Regions from separate parts of the Homo sapiens genome. Here region 2 is linked to region 1. The links are chromatin loops, found by intact Hi-C in ENCODE. Cell type or tissue: heart right ventricle. All regions are shown on one strand. Each heading gives the region's core, and the rest is flanking DNA. Links, peaks and the distances in the headings are about the cores only. Region 1 holds the start of PLEKHG1 (pleckstrin homology and RhoGEF domain containing G1). Region 2 overlaps PLEKHG1 (pleckstrin homology and RhoGEF domain containing G1).

Evidence for each region. A loop is a pair of places that touch in the nucleus more often than their neighbours do. Peaks named below come from ENCODE experiments on the same cell type or tissue, not always from the same donor. Only the 100,000 strongest peaks of a DNase experiment are listed, where the experiment ranks them.
Region 2: it touches region 1 in a loop (4-fold over the local background); 17 of 110 quality-filtered maps call a loop at or near these places.

Annotation. Positions count from the first base shown.
Region 1 is chr6:150,595,410-150,604,362 of GRCh38, reverse strand. It overlaps PLEKHG1 (pleckstrin homology and RhoGEF domain containing G1), which reads right to left and starts at 4,478. Exons shown (of 17, transcript NM_001029884.3): 1 at 4,346-4,478. RefSeq lists silencers at 3,801-3,970, 4,181-4,660, 4,456-4,750, 4,931-4,990. In heart right ventricle, for the core only: a CTCF peak has its summit at 3,438; DNase peaks (open chromatin) are centred at 3,642 and 4,502; H3K4me3 peaks cover 2,957 bases; H3K27ac peaks cover 2,925 bases; H3K27me3 peaks cover 2,485 bases.
Region 2 is chr6:150,679,971-150,688,923 of GRCh38, reverse strand. The region is part of intron 2 of PLEKHG1 (pleckstrin homology and RhoGEF domain containing G1); the gene reads right to left. Among named protein-coding and RNA genes, the nearest start is that of PLEKHG1, 85 kb to the right of the region's middle. In heart right ventricle, for the core only: CTCF peaks have their summits at 2,640 and 2,842 (motif pointing left); DNase peaks (open chromatin) are centred at 1,263, 4,041 and 5,358; H3K4me3 peaks cover 2,746 bases; H3K27ac peaks cover 7,720 bases.

The sequences.
Region 1 (8,953 bases), core at 253-8,252:
AGACTTGCCATCCCCTCACCTAGGACTTTACGTGTCTTTTCAATGTCTAGACAGTCACAGGCCATTTAAATTGGTGCTCAATGTGACTAGACCCAGAGAACTAGATCTATTCACCACTTCAAATATTAGAGCTCATTTAATACTATGATGATTTATGGATTAATAATTCCTCTTATGAGAATACTAAAGTTTTAGCTGTTATTAGACTCATGCTTATCTTAAATTTTTCTTTGATGATTTAAAAACATTTCCTTCTTATACATAAATGGGCTTGCTAGCTTTTGGCCAAATGCTATAATGGCAAAGGGTTTGCCCTTCCTAGTGCTGGTGCTAAGAGGCCTCCATAACACCCTGGTATTTAAAGCTTACCAAAACAACTTTCTTAATTAAAGACCGAGTGAAAGCCCTGACTCTCCTCCCATCAGGTTATTACAAGTGGGTGTAGATGGAATTTTTAAAAAACTTAGCCTACCATTAACACTCTTCAAATTGCCTTCCCTCTAGGACCACGAAGGGAGGGGAAAAGAAGAGGAGAGTTATGGATTTGCGGATCCACGAATCCAGCAGGATTTAGCTTTCCATCAAACGGTAATTCAATATTTACCAAAGGATGTTTAGATGTGGAAATTTTTACTTTGGCTTGTATCTCATCAGAAAAAGTGTTTTTGGTTTTGTTTTTTGTTTTTTTTAACCTTAGGTTTACATATTGAAAAGATACTCAGCCTCAAACATGAAGACTATTCTAGATACACAGTCAACTCCTAATCACTGGACTGGAAATCACCCAGGCATACCTGAAGCTGTTTTGCAGCATTAGATACGCTATGGCCCAGGTATTCCACAGCAAACCTGGGCCCCATCGCTAGGTGATTAGCCATATACTTCTGTCTTCTCAGCTAAAGCATTTATTGCTTTTCATCAGCATAGACAATATAAAGCTGAAGATGTAGTCATCTCTTAATCACTTGAAAGCTGACTCTTCTGTCAGTAAATTCTACTTGGCACAGACTGCCCGTGACTCTGAATGACCGAATGGATTGGGATCAGCTTTTAATTTTATCAAGCAAGATTGATGCAAGCCTGTGATGAAACATTAATATCTGAGATGCCTTGCCACACACAAGCATGAGGTTGCTTACAGACCCTTTGTCTAAAAAATGTTTTCCTTCCCATCCCTGCCTGAATACACCAACATTTCGCATTAGAAACCATATTTTTCCTAAGTCAAAAGAGACAAGGGATTATAATTTTTTCTTTTCTTTTTTTTTATTTTTTTTTTTTTTGAGACGGAGTCTCGCTGTCGCCCAGGTTGGAGTGCAGTGGCGCGATCTCGGCTCACTGCAGGCTCCGCCCCCCGGGGTTCACGCCATTCTCCTGCCTCAGCCTTTTGAGTAGCTGGGACTACAGGTGCCCGCCACCTCGCCCGGCTAATTTTTTGTATTTTTAGTAGAGACGGGGTTTCACCGTGTTAGCCAGGATGGTCTCGATCTATAATTTTTTCTTAAAGACTGAACCATTACATTTAATTAAAAATATGTCTCCATGCAACCAACATTTCTTAGGCAGTGCAGTTCAAGAGGGGCAGGGGAGAGAGAAGAGAACCTTGGTTAAATCACAGTTCTGACAGTCCAGAGCTATGTATAAACTTCTGCAAAATCATACACTCCTGGGACTTGGTTTATCAACAACAATCATCTTCAAAGCACACCATATGTGCCAAACACTGATACGAATCATTTCATTTAATCCTTGGCATAACTTGAGACAAGGGCGGAGAAGAAAGGAGGAAAGGTGTGAAAATGAGGAAAGGTGAGAAAACCGAGAGACACCAACTATGATTTTTACTTTTCCTGGTTATGAAATAATCCATATCTAAGTAATTTCCTTAAAGAAGTGAAGGTCTCAAAGCTACAGAGACGTAGATGTGAGCATCACACAAGTAGGCTAATTCTAGATCACTGGATCTTAACCAGACTTCCTAAATCTTTAAGATGTAGGGCTGGACTAGGTCATCCAAGAGCCCTTCTGGGTTTAATATTCCAGGGACCTAATCATGCTGCAGGAGGATTAAAAGATGACAACTGCTTGAAAGACCAACCACCAGCAATGAAAGGAGTGGAGAGGAAAAGAAATCTGCAAAAAAGTGAACGGCCGCCATTAAGATAATAGCTTCAGGAATTGCTTTTGGTTGACGAAGGGCTCAAGAGATTTAGTGCTACTCAAGCATTTCCCATATTTATGGGACAGACTATGAACCATTCGATCTTAATTAAATCACTGAAAAATCATATCCGCAAAGGGGGAACACAACATAGGACTGGTTATTCTTGGTTTTGAAAAATTATGTTGCCACTTCCTATTGTTTTAAAAATGATCATTTAACTTCTTTGAACTACAGCCTGAATCCCCCACTGAAATATTTAAGCCTGTATTCGGTGACAGTCACCTATATTAAAGGCATTGAAGGAAGCTGGTGCCCCTAATTCAGGGTGCCCATTTAGAGTAGGGGAAGCAGGAAAATGCCACCAAGGACGAGCAGAATCGGGGCAGTTATCTGGCATCTGATTGCCAGGTAACTGTTTCTCACTTTGCTTTGCCCTTTAGCAGAGGACTTGGGGGGCTGCTACACAAGGATGGGGAAGGTCGTGCAGCCATTGCTGTTGACTGTGGACTGCTACTGATGACCTATTTGAGGATGAAGCCAGGGAGGTGGGAGCACTCTGAAGAAAAAAGTTTCTTTAGTCAGGTGGTTTGGTGGCTTAGAATTGGGACCTCAAATGAGACAAAAAGTCAAGTCAGGAATTGGGAAGCCAGACTCAAAATGCTGAGAGAGTCAAACATCAACCCGTTACTTTTCTCTCTGTCTTAAATATTGTAGACCAAATTACAGGGGGTAGGGGTTTGGGAGGGGGATGAGGAATGAGCAGGAGGCCGTAGAAGCTATCTGGTTCGTGTGCACTGCTTTATAAGGGAGGCAGCCAAGACGACCAGAGGCAAGTATCTTGCCCAGGGTCCCACAGGGCAAAATTAAAGTTCGAAAATTTTCTGATCTCCTGAAATGATGGGCTTGGAAATGTTTTTAACAGCAATTTAATCAAAATCCAAAATCTCTACATTTTTTAGAAGTATGCTGTCTACAGAATCTGAGAATCCAGAAGATGCCGGTTTTAACACCTGGTTGTTATTGTACCGCATTACAGGACCTACCCAAGCCCGGAATTCTGTTAGATGACAAACTGGACCCTAGAGTTAACATTCTAGTCTTTCCCCCGGTCTAAATACAAAACACAATATAGTTCTGTATCCAATCTGTTCAAAACTCCTAAACCAACTCTCAGTCTGAGATGGTCCTCGCGGGGTGATACCTGCCCCAAACACCCACACTCGGTGATTTCGAAAATACGTGCAGTAGCCTCGGCCACCTGCGGGTGGTACAAAGGGCGCCTTGAGGACCAGAGCTGGATGAAACGCCGGCTTACAAACCCCGCTCCGCCAGCACATTCAAGTCAAGGATCCAGCTCATTGTTTCCGAGGAGCGGAATGAATTGACCAGCCGAGCGCCGTTCTCCCAGTTAGAGCGTTCCCAAGCTTCCGGCTTCGGAACGGGGCTCACCGCGAGGACACAAAAGGGGCGAGCTCGGGCATCACTGCGGTTCCCCGCCGCCCGCCGAGGCCAGAACGCTCGCAGAGTCGCGGCCGCCCAGGTGTTACCGTTTACCCCGTGACGGAAGAGCCACAGGCTCTTGACTCCCCACCCCCTGAAAAGCGCATCTGCAGAACGGGGGCGCCCCCAAGCCCTGAGCGCCGCAGCAGCTCGGCCGCCGCCCCCACCGCGCGTCCCCGGGTCCTCGGGCTCCCGGCTTCGCTGCTGGGGAGCTGACCCAGCTGACTGGCTGTGGGGTCCCGTTCTGGGGCTGTCCTGCTGAGTCGGGGGTGGGGAAGCGGTGGCTACAACTCCCGGGTGCTCGCAGAAACTCCTCTGCGCGCTGATGTTGCAGCCGCTGGGGCGAGGGGCGGGAGCACCGGGAACTTGGGGGCGCGGAACCCCAAGCGGGGCGGCGGCGGGCAGCATCCCCGACCCGACTCCGACCCCCGAGACGCGGCGCCCCCCAGCGCCCTCCGTCCCCACCGCGCGGTGCCCCCGGCGCCCTCTGTCCCCACCGCTCGGCGCCCCCCAAGGCCCTCCGTCCCCACTGCGGAGGGGCGCGCAGGGGGCCGGCGGGGCCCGGGTACCACGCTCCGCCCGGCCCCACCTGCGGATGTGGGGCTCCCGCCGGAGGTCCCCGGGTCCCCCCTCCCATCCCTGGAAAAGTCCCCAGGGCGTCCGGGCCCGACCGGCGCTTACCCGGGGAGGGACGGCTTCGCATGCCCGGGCGGCGCTCGCAGGTCGGGCGGGGAGGGTGCGGGCTGCGCTGCGCCGGCTCGGGCTGCCGGAGCGCCCTGCAGCCGCCGTCGGGCTCGGGCTCGGGCTCAGGCTCGGGCTCCGACTTCCTCTTCCTCGGGCTCGGCCCCACTGCTCGGCCGCGCCCCGGCCCGCCCCTCCCCGCGCCCAGACGCCAGCTTCGGCGGCCGGAGCAGTGGATCGCTCGTCCCGCCTCCCCTCTGCCCTGAGGGTGAAAAAGGTGGAGAGGAGGGGGGCGAAGAGAAAGAGAAATTAGGCACTTGGCCTTGTCTCTGGAGCCTTGCCAAAGAGAACAGTCAAATTACAGCTTCGGGGGGAATAAAGTTTTTTTTTTTTTTAATTCTGCTACTGTTTTCGCAGACACATCACTTTTTTTCATTTTCCTAGCTCTTCAGGTTTAGCTTTCCTTTGGACGTAATAATTTCCTATGTGAGTCCTTTAAAATAATACCCAAAATCATGGTTTTAGTGAACATTCTAGTTTTACATAGAAGCTTTGCCGGTAATCAAGTGAAAAGAGGGGGAAGCCCGGTGTTCTTCAGGCGTCATTACCCTAATCACCTCGGTTAAAGCACCAAACGACCTTTGCCTAGAGAAAGTAAAAGTGGAAACGGAGGTAAAGAATAACCGGTGACAGCCAGAGAGATGTTTAAAGGCACCGGCTCTGCAGTAAAGTTATGACTCCAATCAAAGGTGCCTGCAGCGACAGTTAAAGGCATGTGAAGTCATTTCTTAACACTAATCTCCCGCCAAAGTCGGACGTATCAGGGTCGCCTGTGGACCCCCTTAGGTTTGGTGGTGGATTTGATTGCACTCTTAGTTGTTAACAGACCTTCAGCCTTACCACTTGCTAGCTGTGTGGCCTTGAGAGAACGCTTTAACCTCTCTGTGTTCTGTCTGTTTCCTCATCTGTAAAATGGAGATGATGATGATGATGATGATGATAGTGCCTACCTCATAGAGTTGCTGTATGTGATTTAAATAAGAGAATGTGCGTGAAGGGCTTAGGAGACTGTCTGGCACATGCTCTACAGCCTGAATAAATGTTAGCTATTCTTGTTGATTTTTGCCTTTTATCTGCTTTTATGCATATACATGATTATGGAAATTATCATAAAGACTGGGAACAAAACAAGGTTTGTGCAGTAAGGCTACACAGCATCACAGTTCTCTACCACGTGGAGTTTATGTTCTGTTTTATAATTTGAGTCTCCACAACTGACTTGTATTACCTAAAACTATGGGACTGGGTTATGCTTGGAATACATTTACCACGGTAGATTTGCAATGGGACTAAAACAGACATTTGCCATCTTCAAAGCATTGTTTCAGTTGGCCTTGCGATAACCTTGTGAGGTTGACAGGACAGGTGCTAGTCGCCTTTCACAGACAGGAAACTGAGCTTAATTAAGACCCTGCCCAGCTTCTGGAGCTCACACAAAATCATGCCTGTTACCCCATCTCTCTATGTTGTGATTTGTGTTAGAAGTGTGCAGTATGTTTGTGAAATAGTACCACATTAATGGTTTCCATCAACCCTGTGAGGTAGGTGCCAGCCTTTATTTGACACTCAAAGCATCTAGGATTCAAAGAAGCTCATTGATGAGTGTGTCTGTGGCTGAGAGATAAGGGTTTCCGACAACTTGGAAAGGAAGGGAGGAGAATTGGGGATTCCTGTTCTCTGCTGTCTCCTCTTTTATTGATTGATTGATTGAGACGGGATCTCGCTCTGTTACCCAGGCTGGAGTGCGGTGGCACCAATCATAGCTCATTGTAGCCTGGAACTCCTGGGCTCAAGAAATCCTCTGGCCTCAGCCTCCTGGGTTGCTGGAACTACAGGTATGCACCACCATGCCGGGCTTACTTACCATTTTTTTTTTGTAGAGACCGGGGTCACGCTATGTTACCCAGGCTGGCCTCGAACTTCTGGCCTCAGGCAATCCTCCAGCCTCTGCCTCCCAAAACACTGGGATTACAGGAGTGAGCCACCATGCCTGGCCTCAGTTATGCATTTCTTAGCACAAGTGCTTCGAATGAAGCTGTGGATGAAGCACTATGATCTGATGAAAAGACTGGATCAGCTGCAGATGCTGCTGCTCAAGAGCACTCACCCTTAGGCAGATAGCTCTTCTGAATTTGGTACTGTGCTTATGGGATGGTTATAATATTTCCTGGCCAGCCCGCTCACTTCACCTCAGTTTATTAATGAGGTGGGAGGTAGAAAGTGGAAACAGGAACAAGAAATTTCTTTTGTTGAGACTGTATGCCAAGTATAGCACTAAGCACCTAAGTCCTGTGATCATTCCTGATTTCCAGGCAAATGAACTCTGCCCTTTAGATCTTTAGAATTTGAGCTCCTTGAAATCACCTGGCCTGACACATTGTGGGTCTGGTTTGTGTGTCCAGCACTTAGTTCAGCTCCTAACACACAATAGGTATACGATATTCAGTGTGTGGATTGTTGGATGGATGAACGGACAACATAAGAGTTGTGAAGATGCTGTAGCATTCTGTTAGTAAGAGTCTACTCTTCCACTTTAAGGAAAAGGACCCAATGGAATGGCTTTCTAATGGTGCATCCAGCATTGGGAAAATTCTTTTGGCGAGTGGTCTTTCTAATACTGCTCTATCAGTCAATGTCAAACAAAGGGAACAGAACCCAGTTCAAGTATTTATAAAAGAGGGACTTTAATGCAGGAAATTGGCTCTACAAGTGATGGAAGAATCAAGAATCCAAAAAGAGACAGTGAGGCAGCCCAGAAATTAACAGCAACAGAAAGTCACTACCACTCCTAGACAGAGGAATTCAGAAGACACAGCCTGAAGGAGTGTTCCCCCACCCATCCCCATAACCCTGTGATTCTGAGTGATTCTCTTCACAAGAAGAGGCTGAGGGCAACAGGCCCAGGCTTAGCCCACCCTCAAATTATACCTTTTCCTTCTCAAGTAAAAGTGGGTCTATCAATTAGATTTCTGTAGAAGAGAAGTTCTTGCTTTTTAAGATGACTGAACGTCCTAAGTGATGGGCTGATGGTGAAACAAACCACCATGGCACACATTTACCTATGTAACAAACCTGTACAACTTTTACTTTAAAAAGATTATTAAATGCCTCTTATGGTGTCTTATTTCTTCCTCGTACAGATTCAGTAAAGTAGATACTATAATCCCTGAATTATGCATAAGGTCACAGCTATTCAGGAAAGTTTGGTGACTTGCTCAAGGCCACACAGCTATGCGAGGCAGAGCAGAATGCAGACAGCTCTGCCTTCCGGTTCTTCTCATCTCACGAACTCAGCTGTTTGTCCTGAAAGGCAGCACAATTGCACAGTTTTGTGCAGTATCATATTTCAGGGTCACCAATCCACGCACATATGGGAGCTAATGTTTGCAAAGCTTACAGAGTTAAAAGGCTCGATCACACCCTGCCTTAACTTTATGACATATGGTGATAACTTTTATGATGCGAATAGTGACTATACTAAATTTATTATTACACAAGATCAGAAATATGTCCACTGGATTGTAGGAGAACTTGAGGGACAAAAAACAGGTAGCATTTATCCCTTTTCTGGCAGGGGATGGGGAAGCTATTTCAATTTCAAATTTGGATGTGTGAGGCTTAAAAAATACTCTCTAGAATGTCCTGAACTTATTAGAGGGATTAGGGTAAGAGAAGGGACTCACGTAGGAAAAAGTCTCACGTAGGGAAAATGAAAGACCAAGAGCATAAGTAAGTGCATATAGGATGACATGTGTCTTCAAATTCTATGGAGCCGGGAGTGGCCAGCAAAATCTACATTGGTGCTGCTGTTTCTCTCAATCCTCCAATTAGCTAGAAGATTTAAAAATCAAGAAGCTGTACTAAGCCCAAAGAGTCAAAGATACACTAAGGACTGTTCATGATTATTAGTGTCTAGTTGAGTTGGGCCTAAAAGTAGGTAGAAGAATTTGAGAACTTCTGGAAATCCTGACACTTCAGAGCATCCACATTGCTTGCTTGAACAAGAGTACCTAAAATCTCCATCACTAGTGACTTAGAAGGTTAAGGACTGATCTGCAGGAGGCAAGTGCAAATTCATTATCCATCAAAGATAATATAGTGAAGGATTATCACACGCATTATCAGACTAGCATAGTAAGCGCATCAGATCTTCTTAAAAAGCACAGCTCCCCCGGCACCTGCAAAGGAGGCCCTGGCATAGGAGGAGGACACCAAGTGTTGGCCAGGGCAAGAAACAGCAAAGGGACCAAGAGATGGAAAAAGGAAATGTAGCCAGGTAACAGACGTGTGAAAATAAGTGTAAATAGCTCATGGTCGACATCATCATTTTACCTATTACTCTAACTGCCTATGTTACCTTAATTTTGACCAATATATTAAAGTAAGCTGTGTGTGTACCTGCTTTACAAATATTGATATTTGCGAAAATAAAAATTCTAGAACTTGAAACTTTTAAACGTGGGGGCAATACATCTTAGAGACAAACAAAATCCAATATTAGGCAGACAGCCTGGACCTCTTGGTAACCGAGCACATCTTTAATTGTAT
Region 2 (8,953 bases), core at 291-8,290, 85 kb before region 1:
CACATTTAAAATGGTTAAAATGGCAAATTTTATGTTATGTATATTTTACCACAGCTTAAAAAGTAAATAATGTAATATACCAAAAACCATTGAATTGTACACTTTAAATGGTAAATTGTGTGGCACCTGAATTATATCTCAAGACACTGTTTTTTAAAAAATCTCTTACATGTTAGCATAGTTTTTACTATGTTTTTACTTTGTTACCTTGCAAAGCTCTGAATATTGTTACAGAAATTTGTCAAATTTATCAGGAGAGTATGAGATAAGAGAGAAAATGTTAGATTAAATGGTTGGGCTTGGTGGCTTATGGCTGTAATCCCAAAGAGAGAAGGCCTCTTTGGGAGGCCAACGCAGGTGGATCACCTGAGGTCAGGAGTTCAAGACTAGCCTGGCCAATATGGTGAAGCCCTGTTTCTACTAAAAAATACAAAAATTAGCCAAGCATGGTGGAGCATGCCTGTAATCTCAGCTACTCAGGAGGCTGAGGTATGAGAATCACTTGAACCCGGGAGGCGGAGGTTGCGGTGAGCCAAGATCACGCCACTACACTCCAGCCTGGGTGACAGAGTGAGACTCCTTCTCAAAAAATAAAATAAAAAAAAAAACAAAGGAAGAAAATGTAAGATTAAGAGTCTGGGACATGTGATTCCAGGCCTGCTTTGCCACTTTATTGACTGTGCTGCCTGAAGCTCAGTAATCAACTTCCCTGAGCTCTGTTTTCTCATCTGAGAAGCAAAGGAGCAAAATCAGATGATTAATTTTTTAAATACTGTGATTCGCACTTCTTACGGAATGCCTAGGTTTTACAAATAATCACTCATCCTTTGGCAGTTAAGAACATAGAACAGCCTTGTCTCGTTTGGATACCTGGTTAAATGACAAATTTACTATTTTGCAGTGAATACTTATCAGGCTATTTTCAAAAGAGTTTCTTGGCTGGACTCTTCTTGAATATAGCCAGCCTGAAAAGTATGGCTGGAAACCACTGTCCAAACAAAACAGATGATAACATTTGTTTTTTATACCTCTTAAAAGTAGATTAGCTATAGATCAGAGCATGCCGCTGCCTAAAAAAATGTCTGGTATATATTTGCTTTCAATACATATTTGTTGAAATGCAAGAACACTCGTGTTTACTCCCTAGGAGACTCTCAGGGCGTGGGGTCAGATGAGAGCATGGAGGGGCAGCAGGCCAGCTCTGAGAGCCCCTGGGAGTCTATGACTTCTATGCTCAGACTTGCTTCCTCAGCTGGCACTGTGTTCCTCCCATGGGTCCATCGTCGGCAAGACCAAAGAGCTCCCTTCTAGTAAGTACCATTAAGGAGTCCAAGGTCCAGACAGAAGAGAACGAGGTCAGGTATTTCCAAAGTATTTCATTCTAATGAAAATTTATTTCAGAAAAAGGCCATAATAACCCTTTGAACTAAGTTAACAAGAAAGCTATATTTTTGTCACTAGTTCTATTGTTGCCTCAAAACGATAGTAACAAAACAGAAAATAAAAAGAATTACTGAGAAAACCCAGAAATTAAGTACTCTCCACATCTCCCATTCCAGACATAATAAAGTGATGCAATTTAGACTAAAATTTGCCAAAAGCCAGTATACCTTTTTCATCCTACTAGGCAAACACAAATACCACAGAACAAGAATTCCATCTTAAAGTAAAAGCTCTGGAAAAAAAGAAGGTAGTAATAATCTTTTACTATGTGACTACTGAAGGTATTACGTGACTACTGAAGTCTTTGATTAGGAAAGGAAAATAGACCTCCCACAAGTAAAATTAGTCACAATTTATGATAACCTGAGGAAAAAAACAGATTCTGGATTTGTCAATTCCATTTGAAGGTGGAGAAAAGCTTATAAGCTCATGATCACCCTCTGAACCCTTTACAAAGGGCCACACAATCACATCAAGGTGTCAAACATACCCTGAATTGCAATTCCATCTTGGCTCGGTCGGATAAGAAGTTTTGACTCAGCCCTTTGAGGAGAGCTTCGATTCCTCCATCCTCTGACCAAAGCCCCCACCATAGCTGCTGGCAGCATGCTCCCCAGGTCGCCGTGGTCCTGCCTTGGTGGGTGGGGGGCCCGGTCAGGCTGTCACCGCAGGAGAATCATGTCCTCCTTGCAGGTGCTACACCCAAGGCTGACAGGTCCGGGCAGTTCCTCCCGCCCTCATCTCCCGCCCACATTCTCATCCTTCTTGCGTTATCAGACCTCCCTCGGGAGGCCCAGGGAAAGAAAGCTTGGGAGGTGAGACAAGAGAAAAACAGACAACAGGAAACATAAAAATGAAGAATAGGAATAAAGTCAATCAACAGAAGAGAAAGGCCAATATCATAAAAGCACAGTCTCCTTTATATGAGTGATCATTCTCGATGCTTCATTTTTTACTTAAAGTCTAATTTTTCAACAAGCAAAAATGACCACGTGTGGGAGGGCTGAGGCGGGGCATGTACCTGCATACCTATTTCTCTTTTCTCAGACTATTTTCCTTGCTAAATTGGAAGAGCTTTCAGGCATTGTTTTTCCAAAGAGAACCATCTTCTACATAAACAGAATTTGTTTACAATATAAGAAAAGTATTTCTAATGTTTGGAGTGTTCACAGAATTATACTGGCATTTGAGAATGACGAAAGTTGGTTAAGAGATTTAATAAAAATCCGAATCAAGTAAACTCTCAAAGACTTTTAAAAGATGAATCGAATCCAATGACCTAATTAGCTCTCCTGTGGAGCCCAGGTAGAGGTGCCTCATCCTGACCAGCTGGTGCCTGAGCTGAGCTCATACACAACACTGCTCCCGTGTGCCCCCTACTGGTCAGGTGCCAGGTGCACACTGGGCAGTGACCAATGACTGCATTGAAACAGGGGGAGGAGCAAGTAGCTCTAGAAAGTTCTAGAATCCCTTGGCCATCTCTGTATGCTATAGTCATTCAGCCTAGGTGGTAGAAGTTGAGATTGAATTGGCTGTAGGCAGCCTGAGAGGTTTTGGTATCATTTACTGTTGTTATGACTTTTACGGGTTACACAGATGGAATGATCCATGCCTGATTTCACTCTTTTTTCCCCCCTTCCCTAGTTACATCTTATTTAATTTAATAAGATCAAGATAGTTTCTGCAGGAGGTAGGCAAATTCCCCGTATCACCTAAAACTGATCACATTTAAATAAAACTACAATTTACCAAAGAAAGAGTATTCTGAGGATACACACCTTACATATTCATTTTGTTGACATTTACCTTATTATTTTGACCTTTCCAAAATTCAGAAAACCTTTAGTATCACTGTGGTCAGAGAGAAAGTCGAAATGCAGGATGGGATTTTAAAATGGTAGAAGAGTAGGAAGCTATTGGCTCTATTCTCTCCACACCCCAATCTCAGGGCGGGATTCCTGCAGCACCATCTCAGAGGGGCAGCCCTTGATGAGAGACACATGTCCTGGGCCTCCTTGTTGGGTGCCTCTCCTTCCTCACTGGAGTGGGATTCCTCTTTTCCACGGGAAGCTCCTTCTGCCACAGAGGGCTGAGCTGGGCTCAGATGGGTTCAGCGGATTGCTGCTCAGGGGCAAAGCCACCTACTCTCTAGGGAAAAGGGCAAAGAGGCCTTCAAAATCTCTGTTCCTGTCACACCCAGAGTCAATAAAACAGGCTGAAGCTGTCTTCTGCTGGGGCCACGCCCTGTGGGAGTGGGGTGGCATCAGGGAAGAGAGCAGGGGAGCCCAGTGCTCAAGTGTGGGGTTTGGTCCTGTCTTGGAAGAGGGGGTTAAGGAGAGATCTTGAAGAACGGCCCAGTGTCACTCATTGGAGACAGGATCAGGAGGTGGGAACACAGCTGTGCATTCACCTGGAACCATCTCTTTGGAACTTCGTGTTCCACTGCAGGAAACTGCAAGGGCTGAGAATTAGGAGTGGTAGGGAGTTGAAGAGAGCCTCTATCAAGAGAAGCAGAAGCAACTTTGACCCCATCCTTAGGGTGAAGTGGCAGAGAAAACGCAGCGATGCTGAAAGCACACACGTGCTTCCTTAACCGGACCTGCTGCGGGTGAACCACGCCTTTCCCGGAGATGCAAAGGGAAGCAGCTCAACAGCAAGCCCATGAAGTCATTTCCCCCCATCCCAAACCTGTCTTATTGTAAGATACACCCCAACCCCCCGCCATGAAAAGGGACACACTGAGAAAAGAAACACATCTAAAGGACTCGGTATGAAGGCTATTAAAAATCTACTAACACCCTCCTAGTGGTGCTCTTCTTGGAGGCCTCGATCATTACTGCTGCCACAGATCCAAAAATCCTCATCCCCCATGGGCCAATCAGAAGTCCAAGGGGAGACACAGGGTTGGCCAGAACCATTTCGGAAGCACAGCAAACTGCCCAAATTCAGACACTGAAACCCCTGCACAGCTGCTGCCATCAGCCACCAGACAGCATATGGAGGTATGTGAGAAAGTAGGCAGATGGAGCCAGTTGAAATTTCAAATACTAGTCCCCAAGCCGCACCTGGATTTCCCACGTAGGAGAACCTCCTTTGTGCATTCGTCATTCCCGAAACAGCCAATCACAGTACTTCTCGCACTTTGTTGCGATGATTTACTTGCTACAGTTTGTCTCACGCAACTATCTATCCCCAAGCCTCAGGGGGCACTTAATGGGATGGAGATTCCCAGGACTTGCTCTGAAATGGCTGTTCTATGAGGTCTAAGATAGTGCCAGGGAGCCTGCATTTTCTAACGCTTTCCACATTTGCTTACATTGTCAGCCTGGATCTAAGGATAATATGAAGATGCCAATTTACTAGCCTGAGGGCTTCTTGAAGTCATGGACCACAGCCTTCTTTGTGCCCAGCATAGCGTATGTACCCAGCACATAGACTGTTGGGTGAAGACAGTCCCAGAGGCCAGGGACATCTACCTGCGGTCTCCGCCCGAGGAGGCTGCCTGATACTTTTATCCTTCCATGAAACCCACTACTTGCCACTGCCCTTGCCACCACCCTGGCTGCAGGTGCCAAACCATAGGATCGCTCCATCTTACCTCCATCCCAGGCCCCTTCAATATTCCCATATTTCACTCGCCTGTGATGCTTTGGCCCAGAACACGATTTGTCCAGGCAGCAGTTTCCTGCCTCTTCCGCCCCACCAAGAATGGCTCCATCTTTCCTTCAGACGTCCTATGCCCTGGATACTAGCGCAGAGGGGTCCGTGTGTCAACTCAGGGTTCAAGTTGAACAGCATCATTGAACACTCTGTCATCCTTAGTTTGCCAGTTATAGCAGGTGGATGCACAGTGTCCAAGGTTTTCCCCAACAGGAAGCTAAGTGATGACCGTGACTGCTGTGGGAACAGCAGTGGTCAGGAAGAGGAAGAAGGGTAATGTCCTGTCTGGGAGGTCAGCGCCACCCTTCCACACACACACACGTGCTTCCTTCACCGGACCTGCTGCGGGTGAACCACACCTTCCCCCGAGATGCAAAGGGAAGCAGCTCAACAGTGAGCCCATGAAGTCATTTCCCTCCGGAACCTGTCTTATTGTAATATACACCCCCTCTCCTCTCAAGAAAAGGGACTCACTGAGAAAGGAAACACATCTAGAAAACCAGAATCATCCTGAAGGCTGTTTAAAGACCAGTGTGGCTCACAACAAACTTTCGTTCATGGGTGTTTGTTGCTAATGTCCTATCATGACGAGTTGACAACTATTCTCTAAATTTCATAAATATAAATACTGTCCCCATCTGCCCTCTACAGAGGATAAGGTTGACTCGGGCCATGTGTCTCTCTGGAGTCTCTTAGGGCCTAATGTGGTTCTGAGCACAAAGAACACATGCCAATTGAAGAAACGTGTGTCAAGCTGTGATGATGTAGTTGTCAACTGTTAAGATGCGCACGAAGCCATCAGCATTAAGTATGACATCCAACCCTGTAGCAAATACTTGACCTCCTACTATAACGTCAGGGAGGAGTCTTGGGGTAAGGGTGGGGCTGTGTGTGGCATGTTTCATCCTCACTCCTGCTGTTCTCTCATGTGGGTGGTGCTCCAGGAGCTCCTGGTCTCTCTTTAACCCGCATATGCCTCTCTTGGGGGCAGGACTCAGGAATTAGACTGGCATGCATAGGAAGGGAAAACTGGGCAGGCATGATCTGGCTGCACTCTTGCTTTCAGGGCACAGAGCTGCCCACTGGTAGCACCTGCTTTGCCTCCCTCCTGCAGGTGCAAGGTCTGCTCCCGTGTGTGAAGGGCTGCTCAGGTCAGCCTGCCATCTAGGAAGTTTCCGATTCTGAGTTCGGTATTAGGATGGCTGCACACCCAGACATGAGACACAATCTCCGATGTCAGCTTATCAGCAATAAAGGTGAGAGTTTAGTCTCCCTCTGCCTTCCTGCTTGGTTTCAAATTCTCAAACTGGGCAGAACCTGGCCGGGTGGAAAGGGTCTTCACTGCCCTTTCCCCAAGCCTCCATGTCTGGTGGACTGGCTCAGGGACATGCACTTGAGGAACAAAATGACCCCCGGAGATGGTGGCTTCTGACAGATGCGGCACTGTGGGTGTGGGCCATTGGTTTCTCATGTGGCCACTCGCAGCACAGTGTTTTGTGCCACACTTTGCTTTTGCAGTCTTGCAGGTGGCCTTTATCGTGGCCTGGTAAGCAGCTTTAGTGCACTTTTTACTTTGGCAGCTGACTCAGCTGCTGACAACTTTGCCACAGGTGAGTGGCTCTTTCTGGAGTGTCGCTGGGCCTGCCAGCACAAGGCCCAGACATGCAGGCTCAGGCCTCACCATGCACAGAGGCTGCATGGCCTCAACAAGGTGGTCTTAGCCTAACTGTGGGGGAAGGGGGAATTTAGGGAGCAGGCATCACGCTTGCCCCTCATCAGATGTACTGAGGCAGAGTCAACTGTAGGTAAAGCAGAGTCTTTGTGTTAATAGGCTTTTTAGAATCGGGGTGGAGTCATATTGCAAAGCACCATGCTCTGTGCACACTGCAGAGTGGGGTTTAGCTTTAAAGGATCACTGCCTGGAGCATTCAGCCATACTTCATCAGCGGCTGCAAATTCCATTCTGTACTCAAGGCCAAAAAGAAATTGAGGAGCGGCAAAGTTTGGGTTCAGGAAGCTCATTCACAGGTTTCAGGGTCTCCCTGCACTACAGGGCCTCAAGTTGGCTCCGAATCGCTGGGTTCTCTCAGACACCACCGGGACTCTGCTCCTGGCTGCATTTAGGGAAGGATAGCTGTGCAAAGCTGACTACTCCAGGGGATGGGGAAAAAAGGTTTTCTAAATTTGGAGGATGTGGAATCATCTGTGTATATAGAATTCTCAATACAAAGAACATGGAGGAAATTCTACAACTCTTTTTTTAAGAAGGGAAATAAAAAAAAAGACGATCTACTATTATCCTTTCTTTTTTTTTTTTTGAGACAGAGTCACGCTCTGTCGCCAGGCAGTGGCACAATCTTGGCACACTGCCACCTCTGCCTCCTGGGTTCAAGTGATTCCTCTGTCTCAGCCTCCCGAGCAGCTGGGACTACAGGCACACGCCACCACGCCCAGCTAAATTTTGTATTTTCGGTAGAGAGGGGTTTTCACCATGTTGGTCAGGATGGTCTTGATCTCTTGATCTACCCGCCTCAGCCTCCCGAAGTGCTGGGATTACAGGCATGAGCCACCACGCCCGGCCTATTATCCTTTCTTTTCTCCAAGTGATAACCACTACCCAGGCTGAATTGTTCTGAACTGGATGTTGCACAAAATTCACCCGACCACTCGCTAACTCCCATGCTGTCTTTACGGTCCTCAGCATTGCAGTGGCCATATATATGAGAAAAGCAGGGGAAACACCAATGCATGTATGGTTTCTGCTAAAATAAGTTAATCCATGAAAAATGTAATTGTAAATTCATATAGAATTTGGACTCTATATGAGCATTATGCCTAGAGATTACTTCCCAAGGGCACCTCCTCTTTGTCTGTCCTAATGGTGGGAAAATGTGCTTCAACTTGCCCATCTAAGGCAACTTTCCCATGATTCTCAGTGTGTCCTCCTCCAGCTGTAGCCCTCTTCTTCCTTCAAGTGTAAAAGCTACAAATGGGTTATCTGTACTCACTGTCTTCATCTCTTCCCCAACTCGCTCCAATCTAGTCTCTTCCCCGCTTCACCGCACACATCCCCAACCAAAACAGTTACCTGTAATATGATGCTGCTTAACCCAACTGGTAATTATCAGTCTCTTCTGCGTATAACATCTTGGAAACATCTGACACTTCTGGCCACTGTTTTCATACTAAGCACTGTCCCGCTTTGGGGACCATGGCCCCTTAGAATCCTGGTTTTCCACCTCCCTGTACCAACATCCCTCTTCAATCTCCTTTGCAGGATCAGCCAATGACTCATTTATATTTTCAGCCCAAACTTCTGAGCACCAGACCAGTATATCCAAGTGACTATTTGATAGCTCAGCTTTGAGATTTCACAGGAAACTGAAATGTAATATAACCAAAATGAAACACAACTTCCCTCCCAAACTGGACCCTCTTCCAAGGAATGTCACTATCATTTGTGGGGTTCTGCAAACCAGAAATTTCAGAGCCATCCTTTCCACCTTTTTTCCATCACTCCACATATTCAAATCATTACCACCTCTAGTCAATTTCTTTACTTCTTAATTCACTTGCATGTCACTTCCTTTTCTCCATCTCTACCCTGGTCATCTTCCATCTGTACTAGTATAACATTCTACTAAATATTCTCTGGAGGGGAGAACTATAGTGCCATGATCATTCAAATGGCAGACCTGATGTCACCCTATCCTTACCCCATCAGCTGAAAACTCTTCCATGCCTCTTCATTTCTTCTAGAATAAGGATCACAACCTGTATGTAACCTGGCCTCCAGCACTCACATGTTCCCATCCTGGCCCCCTTGCTGACTTTACTGGCCTTCTCTCCC